Regions from separate parts of the Homo sapiens genome. Here region 2 is linked to region 1. A link is a loop called in an ENCODE intact Hi-C map of the cell type or tissue named here. Cell type or tissue: mammary epithelial cell. All regions are shown on one strand. Links, peaks and the distances in the headings refer to the core of each region. The heading gives the core; the rest is flanking DNA.

Region 1 (15,837 bases), core at 4,622-12,621:
GTGCTCCTGCTTCAGCCCAACTGGCTCCTGAGAGCTTACCTGGAACCAGCTTCAGGTATTTTCTGCCTATTGGGAGACTGCCATTCCCTGGCACCAGCTGCAACCAATTATTATTTTAGAGAAACAGTTTAACAACCACCTGACCATCACCTGATAGTTGGGGACATTCCTGGGGTTATTGGGAGTGCTTTTCCTCCCCTGTTCATGTAGGCCTAACTGCCTACGCTATCATTCTGATGATTTTCATCCTAAGCAAAACCTAGCAGACAGAGTTGGGAAACACTGTGAGAGCTTGGGAATATCTGAGACAATGGTCCAGCTGATTCTTTCATTTCAGCTCAAGTCAGAAGTTCTCAGGGATACACGAGGGCAAAATTACCTCCATAGAAACACTAGAAGTTATGTTCATTTCTTACTCTCAATTTTTTTATGAGTGTTTAGTGGAGTTTTACAGCAGTCATGTGAACTGGGATGACGTCATCGCTCCAATGGTTAACGGCATGCATACTTGCATTTTCTTGACTTTTAACATTTTCTCAGCTTTTCTAAAATGATACATACTGATATACATCACCCACATAAGCAGAAGCTCTTTGAGGTTACTCTTACTAATTAAAAGAGTGAAAATGGTCCCGAGACCACAAGGTTTGGCAAACGTAACCTAAGTTGTGTCCCCCACCTTCATGTCGAGATAAGACTCTTCTCCCATGAAAGTGCTACAGCAGATCTGGGGCTCCTTGGCTGAATTTATGAGACTATGGGAAGAGACAGATGGAGACAGAGATAGAAAGACAGAAATGAGAGAGGGAGATAAGGGAGACATAGAGGTGTGTGTGTGAGAGAGATGCTATTATGGGGTCTGAACTAGTTAGACCCCATGAAGAACTACTCTGAAGCTTAATAGCATAAACCAATTGCCTCAGAGGCTTAAAACTTGTTAATTCTTTGTTCTGAGGCCTGGCAATTTGGGCTGAGCATCGTTGGGTATTTCACGTGGTCTCAGCTGGGCTCTCTCTTTCCTCTGTGGTCCACAGTGATTGCTTAGGCAGCCCTGTTTCTGGGGGTTTGCTGGTATTGGCCACATAACCTCAGTCCTCCTCCACATGGTCTTTTCTCCTCCAGCATGCCAGCCTGAGCCTGCCCTTGCAGCGAACGCAGGGTTCCCAGAGTACAAATAATGTGTCTCAAGGCTTCTTGAGACTTCAGACTGAAACCATTGTGGCCCTAGCAAGTTGCAAGTCCAGTCCACATTCAAAGGCTGAGGACAGAGATTCCACCGCCTCATAGAAGGAGGTGCCGAGTCGCATTGGAAGGGGTGTCATTACAGCATGATGTGGAGCCATTGGTGCAAACAGGCTACATCTGGATGTCCTTCTCTGCCATGGTCACACTACCCCTCCTTTGTTCTCTCAGGATCCCAGCTGGTTCTCCTTCCAAAGGTGCAAAGCACAGATCATGCCACTGACAACCATTTTACCGTGGTGCAATTGTTGTAGGCAAAAACATCAGACTTCATCTTCAGAATGTGAACTCTGTACTTCTCATTTAAGTGGTGTTATTTGGAAGAAGCAGATGTTTGGAATTATAACCTATTTTTCTCTGAATCAAGGACAATTCAGGTTCCTTAGATTGCTCTCTAAAACGTGCATTGTGTTGACAGAATTTGGACATTAACCAGAAATGTGCACCTGTATGTTCTGATTCATGTTATTTGACAGGAAAGTCCACAGAGTCTCATGAGCATTAAGTTTGACTCACATCAGTCATTTCCAATTATTTTTTATAAATAAATGCAGCTGTAAAAGTGCTTAGGGAGATGTGAAACCTCTGAGTAGTAAGATAGCTCTTTTCTCAGTGACACAGTGGGGATTTAAAGGGAATGTCAATGTAGCAGGCCCCATTTGTTCTAAACTAGATGGCAAAACTGCAAGTGCCCCTGTGACACTGGCCAGAGAACACAGAGTCTTAGGGCAAGAGATGAGAAGGATTTAATTGTCTTTATTTCTATGTTTTTAAAAAAATTCAGGCTTAGATTTCAAAATAAATGTTAGCATTTGTAAAGGTGCCATGTTGTCAGCTCACATCAAACCCCTTTTCTCAATTTCAAAATTACCGAGAGTCTAAACCCCAGATCTCATTCTGTGCAATCGTTCAGCTCCACTAAGCACTCAAAGTGTCAATGACAGAAACCTGGCTGTCGATCACTAGATATCATTAAGAGGTTCCATACAAATATCCTGGGAATGAACTCCTCCTCAAATCATGACAAAGAAAATTCCCCACAGGATTTTAGTGCACAGAAATTATGAGGCTATTCAACAAGAGCCTTATACCTGTGCCTTCCAGAAGACTCTTCTGGATTCGTGAGTTATGCTGAGATTAAGACTGATTAGCTGCATCAAGATGTAAGTGGAATGAAATATGCTTTTGCATCTTGAGGAACCATCCATTTGAGTTACCACTTGTCTGATCCATGGCTGCAGCAGGATTTATCACAGCAGCATGAAATCCAGCAGTAGCTTGTTTCCGACTGCCTGACTCATAATCAACAACCCACTCTTGGAGATTTTTGGCTGTCTCACCTGGTTATGCCAATAAATCTGAGTGAATAGCTGCTTGATTTGTTATTGATTTCCCCATGGATGAATTTGAGGCTGCATTTTCAGTGATAGGTCTTCAGAGCAGAAACTCAGGGCAAAGGAAAAGCTTTGCCAATATTGAGAGACTCAAGGGCTCACTCCTTCTTTGTGCTGGGAAACTCACTATCAGTGCTGAATGAGTCCTGTTGGTGCAATATTCCAGTGCAAAGGAGGAGAAAAAGGGCTACATGAGGATGCTGGAAAAGTCTTGTCCTATTTAAGAGGAAGGTCACGCTGAGATGTGTCATTCACAATTTTGGAAGTCATGGACACTGATGAAAGACAGTATCCATAAAAAACTTTTCCATATTGTTTACAATCATGATTAATTTTGTCTAAACTTATCTCATTGCAAATTGAGGTCCCTTTAGTAAAAAAAAATTTCAACAGGTAAACATTCCATACCATGTGGATTGAGTATTGGTAAAAACTGGAATGGCCCCAGGGAATCTAAACGGATGGCTTAGCTTTTTCAGGATTCTGGGCTTGAAAAATGTTTTCAGTGGAATTCTTAGACTCTTTTCAGAGGATATTAGTTTTGGGATTCTCTTTGGAAGTGGGTTGTGCTGTGAAACTGGAGGAGACTGGCACAGATCTGCCAACTGCGACTTGAGAAGCTGAAGCTGCATCTCATCTTACGACTTGCAGAGGCATCATTACATCACCCGTCAAAAGGAACCACCCTTTTTATACGAAAAAAAAAAAAAAAATCAACTTGGCAGCCCTCACTTGCTTTGCTCACCAAACCCTGGTACTGAGCCATTCTTGTTTCTCAGACTTGCATCAGCTTCCAAAACATCTTCTCTATCTCCTATAGCTTTACTAAACAAAGTCTTATACCATTTTCTAGTTTCTGTTTATAAGCGAAAACCTTGTTCATTGGAAGAGTTTCAAAAATTTAAACTGAGGACTGAAGAATTAAAAAAACTTCTTTTGAGCAGGGAGATTTTGGAGTGTGACCCCTGGCTTCTCAGTTAGCAGGCACCTTCCATTTGTGGGCTCCCCATCATGGACTTTGGTTTGCACAGTGTCCACAGTGGACTTCTCCTCCATGGGGCGCACCTGCTCCTCCCTGCTTTTCTGGTTGGTAAATCTGTAGAGGCCCTTTCTGGGTGATCTAGCTGAGCTCATTATAAGAGGCTGCCAGATCTAAAACAGAATGCTCAGATATTTGGAAACTTTCATATCTACTATTAAATACCCACAGGATATTCTAGGGACATAAATTTTAAAAATTCATCCATCAGGCACCAGGGTTTCAAAAGTGAATTCCTAAGTTGCAGCAATATGGAAGAAATGGAATTTTGAAAGCCCATTGCACTCTTGGTGCGAGCACAGGAAAAGAGCTTGTAACCCAATTCTCAGAGCTGTTGAGCTTTTATCAGCCAGCGTTTGCCTTTAGAGAAGCTGTTCTACAAATCTCTCTCTGCAAAGCAACCTTGGTTAAAAGAACTTGAAGGAAGAAGAGGCCTTATAATCCTTAATTCGCCTGGTGGATATTTCCATGATATTTTTTTCCCCAGTATTATTAAGGAGTTCTCCAGCACACGTCTCTTCGAAGGAGCAACCAGAGAGAAGCAGAAACCCACATTTTCATGTAAGATGAGGCCATGGGAAGCATCTTCCTTTTTGCAAATCTAATAGATGGTCTAGATTTTGCAAATCTAATAGATGCAGACTTAATAGATGGTCAGGGTGTAAAATCGTAAAGACAATCGGATCTTTGATTTTGGTTGTTTGTGCTGTCTGACAACTCCCATATTTGTAGAGACAAAACCCTCAGTTTCATGTGCTTGATTTGCTAGATAGTTTCTGCGCAGCACAGAATGGGATGTGGGCTGGGAGGAGGCAACATTACTCCTCCATCAGGCTAGAATTGACATTTTTCCATTGCCAATTCCTTTTCTTTTGCAGAAATAGCCCAGCTGTGTCAAAATGTGCTAGAAACCCACCTTAAACGTGAGTGTTGCTTTTTACAATGTAAACTGAAAGTTTTAGTGCCTTTCTTTTTCCTCTCCTGATATGGACCTGCAATGGCAGAAAGAGTGTGGTTTTGAGAATGCAAGCAAATCTCCTTTTTGATGACACCGACTTTGTCAGTTTTCTCATTGGAAAATGGGGGTAAGTACAATTACGTTGCATGGCTATGTGCAGATTAAAAGTAGATTAAAAGTACATTCCCCCAACTAGTCAGTGACATAAATAAAAAGGCACGGCTCTTCTAGATTAAAAGATATTTAAGTGACAGAACAACCAAATCTGTCTTATGTGGGTTGTCTGGCTTTGTCTGGAACAAAACCATTATCAAAAGGCATTTGTAGGGCAACAGAGGAAATTTGAATATGGACGTGCTAGTAGATATTAAGGAAGACCATTTATTTTGTTAAGTCTGATAATGGTATTGTGGTTTATAAGTAAATGTCTTTTTCTTTAAAAGCTATATACTGAAGTATTAAACTAGAAATGAAATGTCATATTGTCAGTATTTTACTTTTAAAATATTCAAGCAAAAATCATTTGAAGGAAACATGGTAAAATATTACTCATCATTAAGTCAAGGCAGTATATAGAGGTTTATGCTATTCTGTCTTCTTTAGTATTTGTTAAAATTTGCACAATGAAATGTTAAAAAATGACATGCCACATACAGTTTTTTGCACAGGGCCTGGAGCATTGCAGATGCTGAAGACACAGGTCAGGCCAGCTGTTCTTTGGTCAATCAGCTTATGTTCATTGATCTCTTTTCTCCTTGCTGAAGAAAGGAACATAAATGAGATGTACATGCTACCTGCCCTCAGGATTTAGCCCTTGGTGGGAAGGTGGGATTGAGTTGCTCTTAAGAAGGGAATGGTGGGTACCATTCAGTGGGTAAATTGTCTGCAGAATATGTGGGTGTGATCATGAAAGATCTGAACTTGAAGCCAACACAGTTTTTATTGAGTGCCCACTGTGTGTCAGGGTGGAAGATCGGGTGGCCTTTAATTCTTCACTCCTTGAGTATCCTGAGTTCCACCTGGGATAGGTAACTTTGCAGCACCCAACACCGATGGTGTGACCTGCTGAAGCTCATGGGGTGCGAGTGAACATGACAGAAGCTGAAGCTGAGGCAGCGCATGGAGGGCTGCGCTTGCTTGCTGTGGCTCCCGTTCCTGCCTGCTGCGGATGGAGCCAGGGTGGACCTCAGACTCTCAGTTGTCAACTGAAGCTAGCCTCTATCAGCTGATGCTCCGCTGATGTGGGGCCAAGTTCCTTCTTATTATTTAAGCCTCTGAGTTTTCAGGCTGGTTTTGAACACAGTGTTATTATGGCAACAGGTAACTGGTACTGGGAGACTGTGAACATGGCTTTGTCATATGAGCAATAATTTTCATAACAAGTACATGGATCAAGGTTCTAAGGATAAAGAATCTAACAAACAGAAAAGAGGGTGCAGATGGCAGGACCATTCTGACCTCTCCACGAGGCATTTGGACTTGTGCAGACTGGGTGATTTGAATGCCCAAGTCTCTGCTTGTGGGCAGCTGTCTTCTTTCCTTCCTTGAGCCTGGTGAGTGGTTCCTGAAACCATGCCTGCATATGAATCTCTGCACAGGGGCCACTTGTGCGTTACGGACTATTGCAGTCATTTTCAGGGGGTGGTTTTGCATACACTTTTTTTTCTGAGACAGAGTCTGGCTCTGTCACCCAGGCTGGAGTGCAGTGGCGCTATCTCAGCTCACTGCAACCTCCACCTCCTGGGTTCAAGAGATTCTCCTGCTTCAGCCTCCCGAGTAGCTGGGACTACAGGCACACACCATGATGCCTGGCTAATTTTTGTATTTTTAGTAGAGACTGGGTTTTGCCATGTTGGCCAGGCTGCTCTTGAATTCCTGACCTCAAGTGATCCGCCTGCCTCAGCCTCCCAAAGTGCTGGGATTACAGGTGTGAGCCACTATACCCAGCCTCTCCTACACAGGTTTTTTTTCACCTTCTTTGCAACCACGTAAGTGAAATCCCAACTCCTTGTGCACACAGGGAGGGACATTGAGACTGAGTCGACCTCAAGGGGAATGTCATTGGCGGGGAGAAGAGGGTACACAGAGTCCCTGCCCCGACCATGGAGTTGTGCTGGTTTTAGCGTCCTCACCCACAACGCCTCTTTCCTCGGTGAGAAATTACTGCTGCTCATAGGACAGAATGTTCCCCAGGTGTGTGAGGACACAAACCCCCAGGAAGTACCAATCTGTGTACAAGTCTCTTGCGAGCACACCCTCGGTGGTGGGACTCCGTCGTTTGACCACTCTGGTGGCGCCTCTCCTGTCCTTTGGAATCAGTGCCCAGCTACCCCATGGAAAACCCCTCTGCCCCGTTTGTCATGGCAGTTGCATTGGTAAGGATCGGATCACAAAACCTGCATCTGGCCAGCAGGAGCACCAAGTGATGTGCTTGGGCAGAAGACGTGTCCCTTATCAGCCGGATTAAAACCACCGTGAGGCTTCCGCCAGCCTTCCTGAGGGTGCCAGGCTGTGGGGGCCACCCCTGCTGTGACTCTTTTCTAAAGCCACTTACCCAGGAGCCTGAAAACGAAGCCAGTGGGCAGGAGCCTTTGGAGCACTGCAGCCCAGGGTGCCTGAGAGATTCTGCTGCAGGTGCCGGGACTCTCCGAGGCTCTGGGTGGCCATCTCCCTTTGTTAAGTGGTTTGAGTGTGGTCTCTGTCACCAGCCACTGAGAGCCTCCTGACTCATGCAGAGAACACGTCTGATGGCAGAATCCCCACAGCACAAGAGGCCAGGAGAGGAGATATTTAGACCAAGATGGCATTCTGCACTGCTCTGCTAAAGCAATGCAGCAGCGAGCGACTGGCCACAGGGGAACCCCCTAGGAGCCCCTTGTTTCATTCTTTAGATGTCTCCCAGGTGGAGGCAAGGTCTCACTTACCTCCTTCCTACAAATGGCAGAGTTTGAGGGGCTCTGGGCGGAGTTGGGCTGAGCTTCTTCCCTGAAGCTGGGTTCCCTGGCTGTGGCTCCCCTTCCTGTCCAGTGGTCAGGTGTCCCCTCCCTCCCTCCTTGTGTACTGAGAGGCGAGTAGGCCTGGGAAGACACCATGAGCAAAGTCACCTCTCTTCTGGGTCCCGTGGAGCTCATGCGTGGTAGCATCTCTAACAAGCCACTTAGCAGAGGCAAACAGATGAAACTACAAGGACAGATATGAAAGGGACAACAAGGGTGACATGAACTCGGGGCAGGGACTTGCTTCTAGAGGGGTGTTCCAGGAAGAGCTTGCAGAGGAGGTGACCCAGGGTGGAGAGAAAGCCTTGTCACCTGGGTATCTGGGCAGTGGGATGGGGGAGGGAGGCAGGCAGTGTTCCCAGCCAGGGCCAGCTTGTGCAATGGCCCCTCCCTTGCTGGTTCTATGGGGGGAACTGGGAGGAGACCAGGGTGGTGGGAACACAGTGAAGGAGCAGGACTGAGATTCCCTGAGGTAGAGGAGGTGGGAGGGACAGATTCTACTGGGCCTTGCACATGAGGCTTGCATTTATGCTAAGTGCAGGGTAAAGCCTCAGGAAGCTGATAAGAACTGAGTGTGTGGGGGAAGGGGGGAGGCATGTCATGTTCTGAAGGTCCCTCTCAGCCCTAAAACCCCATGTTCTCTGTCTCCATGGACGCGTTCTTTCTTTCATTCGGTGCTGAGTGGAGCTAAGTGGTTCCCTGGATTTGTGCAGAGGGGATTGGCTTACCCGAAGATGTGTACAGGAGAGAGGGCGGTCTGGAGGTGTTTCAATAATGATGAATCTGTATGTGTGTGCATAAGACTATACAAAAGTAATTATTATTACATTTATTGGATGGTAATTATATGCTAGGCTAATGCTTCACATGAATTTTCTCATTCAGTCCTCCCAAAAGTATTCCGAAAATTCACTTCCCCCTAATTTTACAAATGAGGAAACTGAGGTTTAACGATACAAAGGGCACACAGGTGGTAAGTGGTGGAGCCAGGTTTGGGGTCTGGACCATTTAAAGCCTGCTCATCACATTCTCGTGTCTCCTTAGCTGTGCCTCACCTCTCCAGGCATTCAGATATGGAAACTAATTGGACCCATGATTCATTTTGCTTTCTTTCCATCCTTGGAGAACTTTACAAAGAGGCCGAAGCACCCTCCGAATGGTCCGCAGATGAGACAGGAGAGACCTGGGAAGACTGGCCCTGGTACGTCCCTCTGCTACCTCAGATTCTGTGGTCATGAGCACTCTGGGCTCCAAAGCCACAAGGAACCTCATGGAGGCTTATGCCAAGAGCACCCCCTGTGGCTGTGTGTGGTGTATGGGACATGGATTTTGCATTTTTCATGCTAATTAGAGAACACAGCTTTTCTCCTTTCAAATTCTCCTAAGGTGCCAGAAACCACAGTATATAGAATGAAAGGAAGAAGAAGAAGGAAAAAAAAAAACCCTCTGAATTTCCAGCTGCAGAATCGCATCAGGGCACGTGATGTCAGGCCACGCTAGTCATGTTTGCTTATGAGGTGCAGTCCCCCAGGGATGCCACGACCTGCTGTGTCAGTCAGAGAAGAAAGAAGGAGAAGGAAAAACAAATCATTCCACAGCTGCTCAAGTTTGAAAAGTAAGGCTTTAGAAACTGAATTTTCTTCAGCTACAAGATGAGCACCAATATTTAAATACGTCAGATTTTCTGGCTGGAGTTGAAGGCTGGGAAGATCTACAAGGATTTCTGAGTTTCTTAGATCTTTAGCTTATCATAGCATTAAGAAAAACCTTTTTTATTATGAAAAATTTCAAAAATACAGGAACACAGGGAGAATACAATAATGAACTGCCACACACAGTTCCCCAAATGATCATTAACATGTGCCTGTGCTTACTTTGTCTTTTCTGCCTTCGGGAGTATATTAAGGTGTATGTAATATATTTAATATTCATTACAAACATCATGAAATTTTGTCTCTAAATACGTAAACAATAAAGAACACTTTCTAAAGTAATGCAACAGCATCTAAACTCTAAGATGTTGCTACAACTTGAATGTTTGTGTCCCTCCAAAATTCATAGGTTGAAACCCAATCACCAAGGAGCTGTTATTATAAGGTGGGCCCTCTGGGAGGTGAGGAGGCCCTAAGGAACCCACCTTTCAATGAATGAGATTGGTGCCCATATAAATGAGGCTCCATAGAGCTGCCTGCCTCTTTTTCACCCTGCTGTCATGTGAGGACACAGCATCATCTTAGAGGCAGAGAACAGATCCTCATCAGATACTGAGCCTGCAAGCCTCTTGACCTTGGACTTCCCAGGCTTCAGAACCATGAGCAATGAATTCGTGCTGTTTATACATTACAGCAGTCTCCGGTATTTTGTTATAGCAGCAGAAACATACTAAGACAGAAACTGGTACCAAGCAGCGGAATGTCACTATAACAAATACCTGAAAATGTGGAAGCAGCTTTGGAACTGAGTATTGGGTAGAGGCCAGAAGAGTTTTGAAGCCAAAAAAAAAAAAAAATTCTGTATTGCCATGAAAGAGTGTTAGTGGTGATTCTAGGGAGGGCCCAGAAGAAGAGAGCTGGAAAGAGAGACTCAGTCTTCTTAGAGATTATCTAGGTGGTCGCGGACAGAATGTTGGTAGAAATATGAGGTCTGATGAGGTCCCAGATGAAAATGAGAAACAAGATATGGAACCTCGGGGGAAAGACTGTCCTTGTAATAAAGTGGCAAAGAGCTTGCTCGAATTTTGTTTATGTTGTAGCACTTTGTGGAAAGCAGAACTCATGAGTAATAAACTGGTTGGAAGAAATAAGCTTGGTGGAAGAAGTCTCTAAGCCAAGTGCTGAGAGTGCCACATGGCTTCTCTTGATGGCTCAGTAAAATGTAAGAAGAGACAAACTAATGATGGAATTTATAATCAAAAGCGGAGCAACACTTAAAACTTGGGAAAATTCTCAGCCTGCCTATGTTAAGAATGAACAGGTGGGTTCGGGAGGGAAAACTGAGTGTGGCCAAGTGACACCCTTGATATTAATTTCTCTAGTAGGTAGATTAGTATGGAGAGAGAAAAGCTAGATGCGATTTATCAAGACAATGGAAAAATGACCGTAAACGTGTTTGAGTTGCCATGCCCATCACAGTCTCAGAGAGAGAGCCAGGGCCTTCAAGGCAGGATGGTTTCAAGGGGAGTCCCAGGGTGCCTGTGGGACCTCAGGGCTTGATCGTCAGAGCTCCCCCCGGTTTCTGCTCCACTTATTCACGCTCAGCATGAATGTTGTGTGGCCCAGACCCAGATGTGTCTCCGGCCACAGCTCTGGAGGGCGCAGGCACCCAACGGCACTCGGGCCACAGCTCTGGAGGGCCCAGGCACTCAGCAGGTGCGCTGCACAAGTGGACTAAGATAGATGTTCGACAGCGCCTGTCTGGATATCTACACAATAACTACCAGGTGAGAGATGCAAATACTGGCTCCAGGGACCCAGGCTGAGCCCCCTGAATCAGGATTCCTGTCATGATACCTGGAATATGCATTTTAACAGCCCCACCGTAAATCTGATGTGCCATCCAGTTTAAGAACCCTGGCTGGGTGCGGTGGGTGGCTCATGCCTGTAATCCCAGCACTTTGGGAGGCCGAGGCGGGTGGATCACAAGGTCAGGAGATCGAGACCATCCTGGCTAACGTGAAACCCCGTCTCTACTAAAAATACACAAAATTAGCCGGGCATGGTGGCACACGCCTGTAGTCCCAGCTACTCAGGAGGCTGAGGCAGGAGAATGGCGTGAACCCGGGAGGTGGAGCTTGCAGTGGCGGAGATCGCACCACTGCACTCCAGCCTGGGCGACAGAGCGAGACTCCATCTCAAAAAAAAAAAAAAAAAAAGAACCCTGTGTGTGTGGATGCAAGAATCCCTTCCTCTCTGCTCCCCCGTGGGTGGAGCCCGCTGTGTTCCCAGGCTGAAGCGGAGTCCAGCCCTGCATAGCTGAGTGGCTCTGAGATGCCCATCCTCACTGAGTCTAAGGGATGTAACTCTCAGCTGTGTGACAGGGACATGATGTGTCCACAACCCTCCCAGTAATAGCATCCTACATGCCACCAGCATGTGAGCAAGGTTGCACGAGACGGGGCTGCAGCCCCCTGGGAGTGAGGACCACAACGAGTGCCTACCTGAGGCCTCCAGATCGAGTCTGGCATTGTTGAAAGGAAGTCGGATAGATCCGTGGGGGTGGATTTTGAGAGAGGAAGACCTGCCTGACACATAGAAACAGCACAGCGTGATACGCAAAGGCAGCCTTGCCTTTCATCCCTTCCTCAAATCACTGCTGAGCACCTTCTTGGAATATTACAGTGAGGAAGACAAGCAGTAAATGGAAAGCCGCATTGCAGCCGCTACCGAGAGTAATGGATTTCAGAGTCAGCCTGGCAACATCGCCAGTAGTCAATTATTGCTCTTAATAAAGGAGTGGGATTGAGGAAGACAAGATCCCTAGTTACTGTTTACTTAGCACTTAATAAATGTCAGATGCAGAACTAAGCTCCTCCTTTGCTTCATGTCGTTTATCCCTTCTGACAGCCCTGTGAGGTAGAAATATTTTAATTTCTGATTTTTAGATGAAGAAACTGAGGCTCCGAGGGGTTCAATAACCTGATGACAATCACCCGCTAGGAAGCGGTGAAGATGCTGGCACCTGTATCTGTAACCATTCGCATAGAACAGCCACCTGTAGGGCGGGGGTGGTGCTGGTGATTTTTAGCCAAGGATGATTATTTTTCTTTTCTCAAAAATGGACATCCTGTGCACGGCACAGCCACCGACTTCAGAAAGTGTGGCATTAGCTTTTGCAGCACAAGGCAAAAAATTTAAATCAGATTAGGAAGCACAGTTGCTATGGTACCAGGAAAGTACACTTTCATGCAAAGCAATTTAATAGATGTGAAAATGTGCACCTTCTAAAGGAACACTGTATTTTAGAGATAAAGCCCCTCCAGCAGCAGCAGTGGACTGACAGGCCCCTCGTCGGAGGCGCATCGTCGCCCACCATCTCTCCCTGCCTCCTGCCAGGGGAGGGCCTGAGTACCGATTTGAAGGCCTTCTCAGGGCAAGCTCAGCCTGCTCCCCAAAGGGAAGGAAGAATGCAAGCCCTACGGCCTGTCTGCACTGTGTCCTTCATCTGGGTCTCAACCCAGCTAGGTAGCTCCCCCACATCAGGGCACAAACTCCCTGTGGCCCTGTTCCTCTCAGCTCTGCCTCCCCAGCTGCTCCAGGGCCCATGGAAAGGGCCACCCATTCTCCATTCCCTGCTGTCTCCTGGAGGCCTGGGGATGCAGGCTCGCCAAGCATTCGGGACCCCCACTGAGTGCCAGGGAGGATTCCATTTGTGCCTGGCGTTGGCTACATTCTGTGAGACTTTGGAAAGTTTGCTTTTAACCTAAGCCTCAGTTTCTTCATCTGTAAAATTGATCCTCATCTATAAAATGAACATACCTTTAAGATGATTTAAACACAGCCCCTGGTATGCATGAAGGACTCTGGAAAAGTTAGCAGTCAGGTCAGGTCAGTCTAGCGCTTGGCATGCTTGCTGAGTAAATAGGGCTCAGACCTCCTCTCTTCTCTACCCATCAGCCTCACTTTGCCCCCACCTCACCAGCTCCTTCATTACTCCACACACACACACACCTGTAACAAGCCCCACCTTGAGACCTTCTTCTAGTTGGTCCTCTGCCCTGAACGTCCTTCTGCAGTGTCCACACAATCCTCTCCCTCTCCTTCTTCCCCCTCGCTCAGTTGTCATCTTCCAAAAGAGGCCTCGCCCACCCCACAAAACAATTTCAACCCACTCCCCCAGCACTCATCACACTCTGTGCCCTGCCTCGTCCTGTGGAGTCAGTGATGGTTTATCTTGTCTGCTGCCTACTGTTGGGCTCTCCACATGGGATCAGAAGCCTAAGACACAGGCATCTTTGTTTAGTTCAGTGATGTATCAGCGCCCAGTACAAAGCAGACACTAAAGAAATATTCGAATGAATGTTTAGCATTTTTAATATACCACCCTCTCCATTATTCCAAATGTGAGTCTTGTTGGAAATTGTCTCATGTAGGGAGAAAACACATCCAATACCCTCTCACCTTCATGAGGTGGCCTCCCCTCTCCACCCCAAAACTTCCTACCCCCTGTCCTGCTTGGACACATAGGATTCCTGTGCACTGTGTATTTTACTTATTCATTTGGCTTCTTATTGTCAACTCCCATGAAACTATGAGTTCCAAAAGGATAGGAATTTGTGTCAGGTTCACCTTAGTTCATTTTTTCACAGTTCAAGGGGCTGGGAAGGCCAAGATCATGGTGCTGGCAAATATGGTGTCTGGTGAGGGCTGCTTCCTGGTTCATAGACAACCATTCTCTTGCTGTGTCCTCACGTGGTGGAAGGAGTGAGGGAACTCTCTTGGGTCTCATTTACAAGGCTCCACCCTCATGACCTAATCACCTCCCAAAGTGCCCATCTCCGAAAACCATCCCATGGGGGGTTAGTATTTCAACATAGGAATTTTGTGGGAACATAAACATTCAGACCATAGTAGGCTTGTTTATTTTACCTTAAACACTTGGAACAGGGCCTAAAACATACTAGGAGCACAATAAATATTCACCAAAGAAATGAGAGAATAACTGAATGAATGAGTTAACCTGGGGCACGGTCCCCATGGTAGGAACGACCTCGGGGGTGCAGAGTTCAGAGAAAGTGAGTTCTTGGGGAGCTGAGCTTCAAACTCAAGTTCCACCCCTTTCTCACCAACTGGCCCATGTATGGGCAAGTGACTTCACTTATCTGACCCTCAGTATTCTCGTCTGACAAGTGGGTATAATAAGAGTTCCTACCTCATGGGGTTGTTTTATGAGTTATATAAGTTACCGTGTGTCAATTACATAGTGTAGTGCTAGCTCATCATAACTAATTAACTAACTATTAATTGTAGTTTCTATTTTCTTATCTCCCCAGAAAGCAGGACAACCTGAAAAAGCTGAAGCTAAAGCTGGCCTTTACAAGGTGGGGTAGTTTTTTGAAACTAGATATGATTTCTTATCTTAAAGCTCTGGTAGCAATGTGAAGTCTCATGTTCATCTTCAGAGAACTTCACTGTGACCCCAGGTTCACAGAAGTCAGAGAAATTCCTTGTCCAATGATCAGTAGTGGAGGAGATGCCTAATGTTTATCTTTTCTGGAATTCTTGATGTCATTTGTGCCAAACAGTCCCTGTCAGCTGCCTCAACCGTTTCAGGTTTTCTGGAACCACAATCTGTGTCTTATTTTTGGGTGTCCTGGTTGTCTAATCTATGCATGCCAACAGAACAGACTGAACTGTATGCATGGAGTCAAACCCACAGACGTGCAGGGTTGCCAACTGAACAGGCCATTTATTGCAAGACCACAGGTAAGAACAATTTGGAGGCCAAGAGAGAAGTCACAACACGATGAGCTCAGCCAAGAGAAGGCAGTAAAGGAGTCAAAAGAAGGTGTTTGTGGCTCCCAAGACTATTGCTCCAAAAGGAAGCTCACCTGGGCACACCTTTGTCAGCCCCTCCTTTTCTTCTTTCCTGGGGAGTTTGAGTAAGCTCTTTCCTCCACTGGGAATGTTATCTCCTCTTTTCTTCATTTGGTTCATGGCTACTGATTTTTCAAATCTCAGCTCAATTGCCACTTCCTCCAGGAAGCTCTCCCTGACCCCCTAACTTCCTCGAGCCCTGTTCCTGTCCTCAGGGCTCCACACCCCTCTACTTGGTAGCTCTTGTCACAGTCACTATGTTTTTGTGCATCTCAGATTCATGTCTTTCTCTCTCATCTAGATTGTCTGCTCCATGAGGGCAGGATTAGGGTCTGTTTTTCTTCCTCATTTTATCTGCATCTGTTTGCAGAGTTGAGGATGTAACAGGCAGCTATGACTACTTGTTTAATAAATGCATGGGTGCATGAACACAAGGAAGAGGTGAGCTGTGGATGGATTACAAAGTGTCCCTGCTAATCTGTGACGTTAATGGGTGTGAAGGACATTAATTCTTGCCAGGGTCAGTCTGAGTTGTGACTAACAGCATGGAGGAATGCGCTCGCTCCAAGTAGGCACAGCAGGGTGTGGCAGGGTCTTGGGAGAGAGTTTCTTCTGAGCACTTCCCACAGGCCACAGGAATGGCCTTTGTTATTTTTGCTCAGTTTCTGTCCCTCAT
Region 2 (15,837 bases), core at 2,775-10,774, 240 kb before region 1:
TTGAGGCAGGAGAATCACTTGAACCCAGGAGGCAGAGGCTGCGGTGAGCCAAGATTGCGTTACTGCACTCCAGCCTAGATTACAGAGGGAGACTCTGTCTCAAAAAAAAAAAAGGTACATTTCCTCCAAATAATCGGATCACTTTGCACTCTAATACCTTGAGAGATTGATTTTACAAAGGACAGCACTTGGAGGAATCCAAAATCTACCCGGAATTTAGAATCGGACTTTTGTGGTCGTAAGGAAAGCTTGACAAGTGTCAGGAGGATGGGCGAGGCGCCTGATCTTGGTATTTGGGCTCTCCTTTGTATCAACAGGATCTTTGTTTCAGCCAGAAAAGAGTGAATCCCAACTCACACTAGCTTATGATTTTTAAAAAAGTATATATGTTGGCTTAGGTAACTCAAAAGCCGAGACAGATGTGGCTGAATTCAGGCATGGCTGGATCGAGGTGCTCAATCGATTTCTCCTGACCTGTGGGCTTTGTCTCCTTTTCTATTTGCTCACAGTAGCTTCATTTTGAATGAAGCTTTCTCCTTCTAGTAGCAAGAATGCCACCAGTGGCTCTAAGTTTATACCCTACCTTCTCAGCAACCCCAGCAGCAGGGAGCTGAGCATATTTAATTATTTTGGCAAAAAGACATCATTGGACTAACCTGGTAGCTCTCTCTGAGCCTGGTAGCTACCCTGGACTAACCTGGTAGCTCTCTCTGTAGCTCTCTGTGAGCCTGTCACTATGCCAGGATGACTGGATGCTCTGATTGGCCAGGTCTCAGCCACAGGACCACAACTGGAGGTCAGAGTGGAGTCAGTCTACTCAAATCTCACTGACGAGGGTGAAATCTCCCACTGAAAGTTGAGGGTCTGTTACCAGAAGGCGGCGGTGGCGGAGGCTGGGAAGGCCAAAACCACTGCATCCATGAGACAGTGACACTGATCTGTGGCTCTCAGCCCAAGGTCTGGAGTCCCTCCCTAATAGCCCAGGGAACTCCTGAGTTTGCATTATGGCATTTGTGACTTTGGGCAATAGAGCTGGTGTCAAAAGGAACATATATCTGTAGTACTCCTAGGCATCCATTTTACTTTCCTTTAGATGGAGTCTTAAAATAAAAAGGAATTTTCTGTTCTAAGCATAGGTTCTGCTCCAGATATGCAGAACCCCTTTAATTATTCACAGTGGCTGCACCAAGAACGCTTCCTGGTGACTCCAGACCCCCTGGGGTAGCAGCGTGGGTGGGAGCTCACCGTTCCTCCCTGTGTCCCGCAGGCCCCTTCCCCTGCTGCCGTGGGCTCCTCCTCCGGGGTAGTCTTAGCTCCCTGTGCTCACCTTGCACAGAGCGAAGTACTTTCAGCTCAGGTCACTGAACAGAAACCCGCAGGAGCCGGTGCACACCGAGGCGACTCTTCTAAATCAATACAAAAATGATGGCGGTGACATTTCACCTTCACAGGGTGCAGCTCAAACAGAGCCGGGCTGGAGCAGTAAAATTGAAACTAAATGGAATTTCAGGGGTGACGGCGGCGGGGGCTGAGGTGGCGAGGTTGCCTTTGTAGCATAAATTCATATGCATTCTAAAAAATATCGCCCGAATCTAAAGAACTTGGCGCGATTCCAGGAGACAAGCAGACGCTGCAGTCGTGTTTACCCGGCATGCTTCAGCAAACTTTCAATCTATTTACAGGTATGCATGACAAACTGCCTTGAATGGATGAGTTATTGGTTCTGCTATAAATGAAATTAATAATATGAGGTGGAGGAGGTGTAGTAATAACACCATTAAAGCCAACTAAGCTTGGAGACCAGAGATCAGCTTTCAAGTGCAGCCCGTTTCTCCCCAACTGCCGTGCGTAGCCAATTGACCCAGGCACAGGCTCAGGCTATCTAAATAGGTAGAAAAGGCAAGTGTCTTGAACAGGTGATTAGCGAATACATAAATCTGGGAGGAAGGAAAGGTTGTGAAACAAAATCACATCCCTCCATGACAGTGTTTTTGAAGGCCTGAGATGCCCAGTCTTCTTGCCAAGGTCAGCTGTCATGGAGCAAGGAGGCCACCCCTTATTTACAGATGGAAGGGACAGTGGAGACGCAGTGTCACCAGGCGAGTCTCCCAATTTATCAGAGGTGATAATGGAGCAGTCTGGTGATACTCAGCTCTCGCCTGAAAATAACCACAAAGCCACTGCTTACGTTTCCATCAGGCAGTTAGAAAGGGTGCTCCGATGTTGGTCCATAGCAACCGGGAAGCACCATGAGATTTGGGGGGCCGTGAGGTCTTGTTTATTATTGAAAAACCTGTTTCCCAGACAGTGCAATAGTAGGTATTTTTCCATGACAGAATGAATGCCACACCCTTGTTTGTACAATACATGAGAGCACACAGATTTTCCCTGAAAACTTTGTAAAATAGTCGTTCCACAACTAGAGCAGCGGGTACCATAATGCTGTTACTGCTGTTTAAGGAAAGGCAAATGTCTCTCAGAAAAATGGGCTACATCTCTCACGGGGAGCACCCACCCCTTTGCGCGCTATGCACAAGAGATTTGCAGAAAATTCTTCACAGGACGGTATTAGTGGGGATTGCTAATGGTGACATTTGTTTCCCTGAAATGCACGCACACACACACTCATGCGCACACTCACACACTCATGCACACACTCACAGACTCACACACTCATGCAGACACACACTCACACTCATGCGCACACTCACACACACTCATGCAGACACAGTCACACACATGCGCAATACAGTCACACACACATTCATGCACATACACGTGCACACTCACATGCACACACTTATGCACACACACTCACATACTCATGCACACACTCACACATGCACAGGGTTCTGTGTTGCATTTTTCCCCATTCATCAAAATATGAAACCTGAATAATTCACCCCAAACTCATATCCAATAATGTAAAACCTCATCATGATTGACGGGGGTTGCAAGTTAGTAACGCATCTGCAGCCTCTGGATTTCCTGTCGCTCTGGGCAAACGCAAATTAGGGAGAACGGAAGCCGTGCAGGAGGGCGAGGCCAAGCTCTGACACTGCTCCCCACCCTGGCTCTGCCTGCATGTGGAGAGGCTTCACACTTATTTTTCAGAGGCCAGGAAGCTTTATAATTATTGAAATTAAGCAGTGCTTTGAAAGTGATGTCAAGTCGCTGGCAGTGTAATGATCCAGCAGCACAATGTGCTGGCAAATGATCCAGCTGTTGGAGTGAGCCTGGGCTGTTGGGGTGAGCCTGTGCTGTTGGGGTGTGTCTGGGATGTTGGGTTGTGTCTGGACTGTTGGAGTGTTCCTGGGCTGTTGGGGTGAGCCTGGACTGTTGGGGTGAGCCTGGGCTGTTGGAGTGAGCCTGGGCTGTTGGGGTGTGTCTGGGATGTTGGGTTGTGTCTGGGCTGTTGGGGTATTCCTGGGCTGTTGGGGTGAGCCTGGGCTGTTGGGATGTGCCTGGGCTGTTGGGGTGTGCCTGGGCTGTTGGTATGCGCGTGGGCTGTTGGGGTGAGCCTGGCAGGGCCTTTTTGGCAACTCCTGGACGCTGATCCCCATTAGACCCTTTAATGGGCAGTGTTTAATTGGGAGAAGCATGCATTTCAAGAGCATTCAAAGGCCCTGGGCTGCACCTCTTGCTTCCTCAGGTCTGTGAGATGCAGCTACCCCATTCACCTAGTCGAGGTGAATGCTGCTGAAGCCCAGCCAAGGTGGATAGACATGGTTTGGCCTCGATTGGCCTGTGTTATCCAGGGTTGACTTGTGTTGACCTGCTTTGGCTTAGGTTGACTTCTGTTGACCTAGTTTAGCTTAAGTTGGTCTGGGTTGACCCCTGTTGACCTGGTTTAGCTTGGGTTGGGCCTGGGCTGACATGGAGTAGTTTGAGTTGGCCTGGGTCAACCTTTGTTAACCTGGTTCAGCTTGGGTTTGCTGCCTGCCCCCCAGGCCCAGCCTCCCTTGAAGAGATCTCCTGAAGATTAGCCTTTCTTGGTGGAAGAGTTGCCTTGGGGCCACACACCGTCCTCTGAACACACCTGGAAGGCTTTTGGAGTAAGCAAGGGAGATGTCAGAAGCCAGCAGGGCACTTGGGATGAAAGTGAATCTCAGTGTCTCAATGAAGCCCACCACAGTGTGAGACTAAGAACCAGAGCGGGGACCAAGGGAGACATGGCAGGTGCCAAGTGTGCAAGGGTAAGGTGGCCTCACTCCATTTTGAAAAGAAATGATAATAAGTCTTTTGCAGGCAGCTGGTGAGGAGTAGAGTTTGATACATGCAAGTCAGAAGCTTATTTCTCAGAGTTCTGGAGGCTGAAAAATCCAAGACTGAGGTTCCAGCCAGCATGGTTCCAGGTGAGGGCTCTCTTCCTGGCTTGCAGACAGCAGCCTTCTTGCTGCGTCCTCACATGGCCTTTCTCAATAGGTGTGCACGGACAGATATCTCTTTTTCTCTTCTTTTAAGGTCACAGAGCCACCCTCATGACCTCATCTAACCTTGATTTCCTTCCCAAGCCCCCATCTCTGAATACCGTCATGCTGGGGGTTAGGGTGTAAGCACATGAATTTCAGGGGTATACATTAAGTCCATAGCAGGTTTGTCAGTGTTCCTGGGGGCTCACGCACTCACTCTGGCAGTGCAAGGCCCAGGCCCGAATGTCAGTAGGTCACCCTCCAGCAGTAACTGAGAACCCCGTGTCAGTTTTCTGTCCCACATAATGGGGACAATAATGGCTGTGGTGAACATTGGATGACGGGCTCCCCACAGTGCTTATCCCCTGCCTGGCTGGCAGCAAGTTCTCAAGAGTGTATAGCAATGTTTATTTGTGCACTGTTGTGGTTTTACTAGGCAGGAGGTCTGTTGCTGGAACTTTGATGCAGTTTGCCTTCTCTGTCTAGGGAATCCTCCTGCCAGCCTAGCCCCAGGCCCCCGGTGCCGTGCTGAGCTCAGAGTGGACACTCAACATGCCCTTTGCTCGGCAGGTGCCAAGTGTGTGGAGGCTGGGCCTGGTGGAGATTCCAAACAGGCCTGTGGACTTGACCTTGGATACACCTTGCTCAGAAGCAGGGGAGCCATCATTTGGTCAGCCTAACCCTAGGCATGGAGACTCCTTCACAGCATGGGGAATGGGAGCAGGGTTGGGAGAGGAAGAAGAACATTCTAGAAATTTGCTGCTGTTTTACCAGTTGGGGCAGACAGGCATCGTGGAATTTGCCGATACAGAAAAAGCCCTAAAAGGCGTTTTAAAAATGAAAATATCACTTACAGTCAGTAAAATTTACCCTTTTAGTGTGCAGTTCTGAGAGTTGTTAAATGCTTCAGTAGTTTGTTGTTGTTGTTTTCCTTGCTAAGGGACACTTGGATTGTTGCCAGTATTTGGTGATTACAAGTAGGACTAAGGTCTGTTATCAACACATGTCTATTGTATAGACATATATTTTGTTTCTGTTAGATAAACACCTAAGAGTAGGGTTGTGGGGTCATGTGGCAACTCTGTAGGCTTCACTTCATAGGAAGCTCCCAGACTGGACTGTTTTCCATAGTGGCTGCTGTATTTTGCATTCCCACCAGTAATGCAGGAGAGTTCCGGTTGCTCCAAATCCTCCTCGGCACTTGGTTTTGCCAGTTTATTGTTTTGTTTTAGCTGTTTTTTTTTTAAATTTCCCATTTATTCTAATAGGCATGTGACATGTCTCACCAGTGGCTTTAATTTGCATTTCCCTGGTGGCTGACAGCGCTGAACGCCTTTGCATGTGCATATTTGCCATCTGTATATCTTCTCTGGGGAAGTGTCTGTTCAAATCTGTGCTGCTCTCCAGGCATGGGACAAGGACAAGTGCCCTGTCTGCAGCAGTTATCTTCATTATCAACACTGTGGGTGGGCCTAGACACCCGGAGCACAGGGACATAGCAGGCCAGAGGGGCCTGGCTTGCAGGGCAAACACCGTTAAGACAGAAGACAGAATTCCTGGCAGAGACTGTGTGGTTGGGGGGACATCCCACATTCCGTGGCGGGATCTGGAAAGGCTTCCGGAAGGAGACAGCACTGAGAGGAGAGGCCGCAGAGCAACCCACGCAAAGGCAATGGGGAGTGCAGCAACCTGGGCTGGGCTGGTGGCAGGGAGGGAGGGGAGAAAAGCAGGTGAGCAACAGCCCTTCCTGGCCTCAGCTGATTGACCTAGCATGGACATGTGACCTGGAGGCACGCTCCCCATTGGGCAGGAGTAGCCAATCAAGGTCTTCCTTCAGAGAGTCCAGAATTGAGGTCGGCAGATGGCTTGGGAACCAATGGGCCACGTGGGGCGTGGAGTGTCCTTCTCCCTCCTGCCTGCACCTGGCCAGTGAAGGAGAAGCAGAGGTGAGGCAGCCACAGGGAGTAGGAGTCCGACATTTATGAAAAACAACAAACATGTTAAAAATAAATAAATTAATGGCTTTATTATGAAGTTCAGGAGCCAGATTGCTTAACTCTGTTACTTATTCTTAAACACATTATCAGGCTGGATGCGGTGGCTCACGTCTGTAATCCCAGCACTTTGGGAGGCAGAGGCAGACGGATCACTTGAAGTCAGGAGTTCAAGACCAGCCTGGCCAACATGGTGAAACCCTGTCTCTACTAAAAATACAAAAATTAGCCAGATGTGGTGGGCATCTGTAATCCCAGCTACTCGGGAGGCTGAGACAGGACAATCACTTGAATCTGGGAGGCGGAGGTTGCAGTGAGCCAAGATCACGCCACTGCACTCCAGCCCGGGCTACAGAATAAGACTCCGTCTCAAAAAATCAAAACAAAACAAACAAGCGACAACAACGAAAACCTCCCACATTATCAGAATTTCCCTGGAATGGGAATATATATATATATATATATATATATATATATATATATATATATATATATATATATATATATATATATATCCTTTGTTTCTCTAGTTCTCCTATACAAATATTAGGTTGATCCATTTTTTGATGTCTAAATGGTAATTTCTTAGGGTTCTGTTGAACATATCAATAGACAGGCATGCATTTATTAATTCTCTTCAATTCATAGTTTGCTACTGCCTGCAAATTCCAACATAGCTTTCAGATACACACAGAGCTCTAGGAACAAAATGAGGTGGTGATTTACAAAGACCTATTTTTTTCCATTCCAGTCTCGCCCAGAGATGCGCACAGCCGGTGCGCCGTGGCTCTCGGACGCTAGGTGGCGCTGTCTGCAGCTCAGCGTCCTCGCCCCGCCGGGCTTGAGGTGCAGCCGCGCCTGCAGGGGGTTTCAGAAGGGGCATCAGCAGTGATGCGTCCCGTCCTTCCCCAGGCCTGGCTAACAAGGAGGAAGGAAGAACACATTCCCAAGGGAAAAGAGACACTGCGAGAATCACAGACCAACCGGTTGCGGGAAAACTGCGGGGAGAAAGAAATTTACTTGCAAAAAAATGGTGAAGGGCAAATAAAGTATTGAGCTTGTGCAGCATAAATAAAAAGGCTTTGGTTTTATCTCTGGGAAGTAAGAACAAAATAGAAAGTTCCCATCTCAAAAAGCTCAGACTTGTGGGAATAAAACCTCTTTCCCTTTTGCATTATAGAACAACGCCACAATTTCCAGCATCGTCCAGAGACTGCAAAGGACTCACCTGAGATTGCAGGGCCCAAAATGATCTCCTCATCTGGGGCCTCTTTATAGTTCATGTATATTCAATCAGCAGAGCTCTGGTTCTACGCAGCGAGAGCATGGAGGCATGCGGCTTCCCAGGGTCCCGCCCAGAGCCCAGAGCCCAGAGCCCAGAGCCCGGAGCCCAGAGCCCGGAGCCCGGCATCAGGGGTTCTCAAATGCTTGCTGTATGAATGGATGGATGAATGAACAAAACGAAAAAGAGCATCCTAATACCATTAGCTCCACGTTCAAGTGAAGTAGCTCTAACTTGCAAATCTGTAACTGCTACAAAAAATCCAGCTCTGTGATAAGCCTGCTATTTACACGATCGTGATTTATATCCTTGCTATCATTACAAATTCAACATTTTGCATCTTCTGGTCCATAGCACTTCCTTTTTTGGCTCTAATGATGACTTACACACATTGCATGATGGGCCAGGTGCCTCTCCAGGCACCATCTCACTTAATGTGTAAAATGGTCCTGTGGAGTAGGTATGCTAATGACCTTGACATTGCAGGAGAGGCTTTGCGGTGCCGGGGTGCATGTGGGTGATCTGAACAGGGCCAGTGGACTCCAGAGCTGTGTAAGTTTCCTATTGCAGCTGTGACAAATTACTGCAAATGATACGAAGTTACCAACTCCAGGTTCTGGAGGTCGGAAGACTACAATGGATCTTGCTGGGCTGAAGGCTCCAGGGAGAATCCATCCAGTTTCTAGAGGCCGCTGCATTTCTTGGGTCATGGCCCCTTCCTCCATCTTTAGTAATCACTCACTCAAGTTCCTTAATCACATCTGCAAAGTTCCTTTTGCCACGTGAGGTACCATATTTCACAGGTTTTGGACATTAGGGTGTGACTTTTTTTGGCGGGAGGCATTATTCTGCTGGCCACAGGGACCCCTCTTGTGGTTTTTATGTGGGCTCTGCCCAAGCCTTGTAACTGTTATTTCCAGTGGCAATTTTATATCCATTTTATTTTCACAATTTGCCTCTCTACATCCTCCCATTGGCTTTTGAGTATTTTCCAATTTCTAGCTATGAAAATAGTTGCCTCCATTTTAAACGCTCCCAAAACACTGTATGCATTTTTCACATTTTGAATAGACAATATCCTAAACCCATCCACCCATTTAAAATCGTTTGCTATTACTCCATTGTTCTGGTAGGCAGCAAACCCTTGCCATAAATTGGAATCCAGAGCTGTAAGGTGAATGAGATTTCCTAGGGCCAGTTCTCAAAAAGATACCCAAGGGAGCCCTGTCTTGTTCAGGAATCTGACCCGGATACTAGGTTAAATGTGGCAGAGCTGGTTAGTGGGGCCTCCTTACGCAGGAATTTAGTCAGAGTATTAACTCCCTTTAAGGCAATTTCTGCTTGATCTGATTTAATTTGCTCTGCGTATGTGCGAGATAGATTTTTAAACTGAAATTGATGCGTGGATCCTAAGCATGTTCTGAGTGGTGAACAGCACGCGCCTCTGAGTGATGGGCAGAGGGGACAGACAGTGATGGGAAAATAAACCCCAATTTATCTAAGACCCAAGGTTTGCCTTTGAAGCTGAAACGAGGAACTGTGTGAAATGTTGATGTGGGGGAAGGAGGGATAGATTGGGCGCATCAGTTTCATGACCGCCCCCTTGAAAAGCCTCAACACCTGGCTTGAGGGGCATTTGTTTACAAGGAAACCCTTTGCTAAGCATGGCCCTGCCTGTGGGAATGGAATTTGCATCCCCACTCTTTAGGGGAAGGAGGATTGAGTGGGTTCATGGACAGCTTTGAAGAGCACTGGAGAGCGACGTGCAAGTGTGTGTTATAATCACTATTATCACGGTTACCCCGATCTCAAGCCAGGCCACTAGTCATAGACAAAGGTCCTGACGGCCCACCTGTCTCAGAGCCTCAGCGGGAGCTGGAGCACATTTATTTACTTCGGGCATCTCGCATCTGTGCCTCCTTCGTGTCCACAGCCCCTTCTCTTGGCACCAGGAGGTTTCCTGTGAGAAACAAGGCCTTGTCCACACCCAGTCTACATGACGAGGTCAGGTAGCGCTGTGGCCTCCCCTGTTCTGGGAGCACATGGCCCAGGTCACGCCAGTGACCGCAAGGGAACTTTTAGTAACAGGTGGGGCTATGGAGACAGGAGGACAGAGCATACTGCCTCTGGACACAGTCACTCAAATGTGCTTGGTTGTGTTTCCTGTCTCCGGCTTTGTAAAAATGAGCGTCATGGTGCACAGCTTCTGCAAGATGCTCCTCTTAAGAAACAATGAGTGGGGTATATTCCCGGTATGGCCATAGCACATTCTGTTCATCCATAACGAGACGTGCAGCACTGATGCCCGCTACAGCATCACGCACCCCGAAAGCATGCTAAGTGAGAGATGCCAGACACAAAGGCCACAGATTTATGACTCCATTTCAATGAACTGCTCGGGTAGGCAAACCCACAGAGACAGAAAGCAGGCTACTGGCTACCAGGGGCTGGGGGTTGAGGGAGGGGAGTGACTGCTTATTGGGTTCAGGGTTTCCTTTTGGGATGATGACCAAGTCCCAAAACTGGATAGATACAGCATCGTGATGTATCCAATGCTACAGAATTGTATTCTCTAAAATCATTAAAATGATAAATAAGAAAACACAATGGCATGGGAGGCTTTGAGGTTATTTTAAAAATACTTTGAAAAACAAAAACATATCCTATATCCATTCTTGGGTTCAAAGACCTTATACAATTTGTTTCTAGCCTGCAGACTTTTTAAATTTTATTGTAGCACTGGTAATTAAATTTACTTTTTAAAAAAATTTCAATAGTTTTTAGAGGAGCAGGTGGTGTTTGGTTACATGAATAAGTTCTTCAGTGCTGATTTCTGAGATTTTGGTGCGTCCATCACCCGAGCAGTGTACACTCTACCCAGTGTGTAGTCTTTTATCTCTCACCCCCTCCCTCCCTCTCCTCCGACACCCTAAAGTCCAATGTATCATTCTCTCTTCTGCCTTTGTGTCCTCATAGCTTAGCTCCCACTTGTGAGTGAGAACATATGATGTTCGCCATTTCATTCCTGAGTTACTTCACTTAGAATAAAAGTCTCCAATTCCATCCAGGTTCCTGCAAATATCATTATTTTGTTCCTTTTTATGGCTGAGTAGTATTCCACGGCATATGTATATATATATACCACAGTTTTTTTATCCGTTCATGGATTGATGAGCCCACAGACTTTGGACTAATATGCATTTTTCTATCCCATCACGCATCTGATGACATCCAGACAAAATGGCTGCAGGGAACATTTTGGAGGTCCAAGCACCCATTTTTCCCTTTAGCTGTGGGGAACTCATCTTGCCTGTGCTGTGCAGAGCTGCAAGAGGGAGGTAGCTCTGACGCCTGCTTCCCATTCAGGGGCCCGAGGGATGAGGGCAGCAGCTTCCTTCCTCCAGCCTGGCAGCCGGAGGGCCTGGCCTTGTTTGGGCACAATCACCTTGTCCCTTGGAGCTCTGCCCTCAGACTCTCATTCATCCCTGTGGGGGGCCCTGGCTATGGAACCCTCCCTGGGGCTTTTGAGGGCTTCTGTGCCTAAGTCTGATTCTCCAGTCTTCCCCCAACCCAGAACTTTCCAGAACTTCTGGTAAGTGATGCCCAACCCCTTTGCAAATTAAAATTCCTTGGGAAGCTTAAAAAATACTGATTCTCAAAGCTCAATGCCCAGAAATGTTTTTTTTTAACCAAATCATAGTGTTCTCTGGGCACTGGCATTTGAACAAAGTTTTGCAGGTGATTCTAAGGAATAGTCAGGGTTTAGACCACTGTTCCATAGAAATTCTTTTTTCCCTTAATGTAATTGGAATCAGGGTCTCTTGAATTGTAAACAAAGAGCCCTGACAGATTAGACGGGGTTCTCAAGGAACACTCATTGGGAACCTGTATACACGTGATTGTGTGTGGTTCAGGAAAGCCCTGGTTGGTTTTGGTTTCTTTGTCATTCCTTGGGAGTGATAAATATTGACATATTCACGCCAATAATTCATAGAGTGCAGCCTCCCTTCCCTGCGTAGCAGCCCCTGTTCGTCTCCTGAAATCTCTGGAAGCCTGTGCACCAGGTCTGCTGTGTTTATCCTGCGCCCTTTAACCGGCTTAAAGCACAGCCACAGGCTGAACAAATATTTAAGAGCTGCCTACACCACTCGTTCAGGGTCTCGCTTTGAGAGATAACATTTCAACAGGACCTCCGATCCCTTGTGATCAATAAAATAACTTCATAGCCAGTGTGTGGAATAGAATATGGGCTCTGAAGGAGAAAAGACAATCTTCTCCTCTTCAGTTCCATGGTGTAAGGATGGCTAATTTCAGGGATCCTGTAGCTGGGGCAGAGAATCACAGGCTGTCATTTCCCTGGGAAGCCCAATCAGACAGCATCCTAAATAACGCGTGTCAAATATACGGTGCTTAGTATGAGGAACAAGACGCGGAAACTGGCAAGTCAATCTATAAATCTCGTTTTCCTCGTTTAAAAATGTCATTCAATCTGGATTATGGCCTGGGTGCTTTGACGCATCTGGAGATATTTGTGAGTGCTAAAGTGAAGTTGAAAAATGTGTGTCTCGAGTGGTCTTTATCATGCCAGGATGACAGTGGTTCTGTGGCTCTTCTTCCACTGGATTCTGAGAGTGAGACATGAGAACAGGTTACCCTGGTGAGGGAGAGTTGGGTAGCAAAGCCCAGGAGTCTGTCCCCACTCCACCAGGCACCTGTCTACTGTGGTTCTCTGAACTCCAAAAAGTTCAAGGATGTTTTTTATGATGAACTACATTTTTAATTGATAGCTGTAATGAACACTTGAATTGGTTCCACAAGTGCAATCAAATGAAATGTGGGCTACCTCAGGGCATGGATTCCAGTTGAGGTATGATGTGAAATGCAAATGGACAGGTACAGGTACAGTAACCAAAGAAATAGATACAAGACATCCAGACTAAAGGTCTTTTGAAGCAATGACAGGATGATGGATGAGTGAGCATGGCTTTTCACGCAAGGATTATATTTCTAGATCCTGGAGGTTGGGATGAGCCTGTCTGCAAAGCTGACCATTCCAAGCCCACTAGCCATTGGAGTGTCTATTTTTAACTCTGGACTCACATTTTTCGGCTTCACTTTAGCACCCACAAATCTCTCCAGATGTGTCAGAGCACCCAGACCATATTCCAGATTGAAGGACATTTTTAAATGAGGAAAATGAGATTTATACACAATTATAAGTTCGAACACATCTCTTCAATTCTATGCTGTCAACTATGAGAGCCACTAGCCATGTGTGGGCATTTAAGTTTAAATTAAGTGAATTAACGGAATTAACATATTCAGTTCCTCAGTCCCAAGAGTCACAGAAGTGCTCTGTTGCCTTGTGTTTCTGGCGGCTCCTGTGTTGGAAAGCGCAGATCTAGAACCTTCCCAGCACCACGGAAAGTTCTGTTGCGCATCTACAGCTGCCCTCCACATCATGCCCTTTTGACTTCTACTCAGCATAAAATGGGCCGTTGCCAATGCAGGCAGAGTTTCTCATATGTAAATACTACTATCGCCTTTTTGTTCTGGTGTACACTCCTGTGTATACACACACGAGACGTGGCCAACGGCTCTCAGTGAGCTGATAGCCATACACCACTGGGCACTCAGTGGGCTGCATTTCTGTGTACACATGAGAGGTGGGATTAATAACAAGAGGCCCTCAGGATTACATCACTCTCAGCCCTCGCAACCATGAGCCTGGCAAAGCCATAGAGGGCTGTCGTGTTTATCCGTCTCCAGAGACTGATTTTGGATATAGCTTCAAGATCCCTTTTGGTAAGACCTCTTAGCAGAGACAAGACAAGAAGCAAGCCTCAAGTTGAAAGTATTAGGCTGGTGCAAAAGTAATTGTGGTTTGCCATTAAAGTTCATTGCAAAAACCGCAATTACTTTTGCACCAACCTAATAGACATTTCCCAAACAAGACTGATCTTTTTATTACCTCTAGCTGACGGAAATGCATTAAAATCATGGAGCCCTGTACTTGGCCTTGGGAGCCAAAACTCAGCTGGGTTCCAATCCTGCCCTGGAGCTCTCTTACTCAATAGGGCCCTGGATATGTATTAAACCATCCAAAGATGCATTTTCTCAGCTCTAAAATCAAGCAAATAATTGCTCAAAAGAAAGGCTGGCTGAGGAGAAGGTGCTCTTCTGGGAGAGCGGCTTGGGGAGCCGCTCACTCGGCACGCAGAGAGCTGGCCCCACCCTCCCTATGCTGAGCTCTGATGGAGGGCAGCCACGTGTCTGCTCACCCCTTTCTCTCTGCCGAACCTCTCTCTTCTCCGATGCTGATAAAATTTATGTTGAAGCGGCCGAGTTTCACAGCCAGGTCATTAGAAGTGCTGGCTTGTGGGTGGTGGGAGCCTACCTGGGTGGTGTTGACTCTGCGCAGCTGTGCAGTGCCCGAGAATTTCCTGAATCACAGATGCATTCGCTTTCTACTGCTGCTTTAACCAATTACCGCACACGTAGTGGCTTGAAAAACATGTATTTATTCTCATTTTGGAGTCCAGGAGTCTGACACGGTCTCACTGGGCTGAAATCAAGGCATCCGAAGGGCTGCATTCCTTTCTGGAGGCCCTAAGTGAGGGTCTGCTTTCCTGCCCTTCCCAGCTGCTAGAAGCCACCTGCATTCCTTGGTTGGAGACCCCTTCCTGCATCTTCACAGCCAGCCATGGTGGGCTGAGTCCCACATCCTATCTCTCAGACTCTGCTCCCAGGGACACAGTTCTTTCTCTGTGAGCCTCCTGCCTTCCTCTTCCCCATTTAAGGAGCCTGGGATGACACTGGACCTGCCCAGATAGGGCACTGTGATCTCCCTACTGTAAGGTCAGCTGAATAGTAGCCTTCATTCCCGTTCATCATGGAATCTCATCTATTCACTGGTTTGGGAGAGTAGAATGTGGACATCTTTGCATGCCCATGATTCTGATGATCACCTCTGAGAATAAGGTCATAACAGGCAAGCACATATCCCTGTGTTTCCCTTTACTGATTGTGGGTTTCACATGGGAAAGGTGGAGTTCTCAAGCTATCTCATGTTGTTTTTCCATAGTCTCCTTTGATTAGGGAGAAAGGCTGGCAAGTGAACCTACTGAGTCCTGTTTGCGTGCTGCCTCCTTGTTCCAGCAACACATCAAGATGATGCCTGTCCCAGAGCTCGCCTTTCAGCCAGGCTCAAAAGGAGACAGAGCTAAAGTGGGGGGTTATGGGTGTCTTCCCCTTGGTGCTCTATCTGGCTGTTTCTGGGTTTAAGGAACAGAGGAGGCTATGAGTTCTCTCTCTCCTAAGGTATCTTTCAGATCCTCTCACTTTTCTTTTTGTGCTCCTTGAGGAGGGCACTCTATTTGTGGTGCTTTGTTTATTAATTCTTTCCTTAGCATGGAATCTTCTGCAACAATTACATCATGGCTGATGACAAATAGCATTTGTCTAATGATACTAGTTTTCCAGTATGATAGTTAAGGAGATTATTTAATGAGGCTGAAGTCAATGTTACTTAACATTGCATTACTTAACATAACATTACAGCATTATTTAATACAACAAATTTTTAAGATGATGCCGGGGAATTAGGTGCATGGCTCTCATTATTGTTCATGGTTGTTGCATACCTAATTCCCTGCTCATTGCGCTGAAATCTCGGCACCAACTCCTCCTCCTATGGAAATGAGCTCACGAGCATCTGCACAGAACATACCGGCCGCAGGTGTAAATAACCGCGGTGATGTTTCTTTGTGTATGCAGAAATTAGCCCTGACCCCAATAGAGGGAACGCCTGCATATAGATTCAGTTTGACAATTAGTGGCATGTAAGGGTCATTACCAAGGAAATGAGGTAAACATTTAATTAGTTTTTATTGACTTTCACACTCAGGATGTAAATCTTGGGAGTAGGTAGGGTGCATCGCCTGCCAGGGTCTTAGCGCTGGGATGTACGCGTTTTAAGCAAGATTTATTCCTTCGGTGGCTGTGGGAGAAGGGACAGATCTGGGGGCAGTGCTGGAAGACGACTCAGGGATAACTGGCACACAGGGAAGTACACAGGGCTGTCTCTGACAGCCCACATGGCCTGCGGTGGACCCACTCTCAGATGGGAAGTAGTGATGTCGCCTGCAGA

What was found. Hi-C counts contacts between places; a loop is a spot of excess contacts. Peaks named below come from ENCODE experiments on the same cell type or tissue, not always from the same donor. Only the 100,000 strongest peaks of a DNase experiment are listed, where the experiment ranks them.
Region 2: a loop joins it to region 1, with 10 times the contacts of the local background. A loop is called at or near these places in 2 of 110 quality-filtered maps.

The regions. Positions count from the first base shown.
Region 1 is chr20:60,986,925-61,002,761 of GRCh38, reverse strand. No RefSeq gene overlaps it. Among named protein-coding and RNA genes, the nearest start is that of LINC01718, 84 kb to the left of the region's middle. In mammary epithelial cell, for the core only: a CTCF peak has its summit at 8,921; no DNase peak of the experiment used is centred there; H3K27me3 peaks cover 181 bases.
Region 2 is chr20:61,220,702-61,236,538 of GRCh38, reverse strand. No RefSeq gene overlaps it. Among named protein-coding and RNA genes, the nearest start is that of CDH4, 24 kb to the left of the region's middle. RefSeq lists an enhancer at 15,559-15,837. In mammary epithelial cell, for the core only: a CTCF peak has its summit at 7,199 (motif pointing right); no DNase peak of the experiment used is centred there.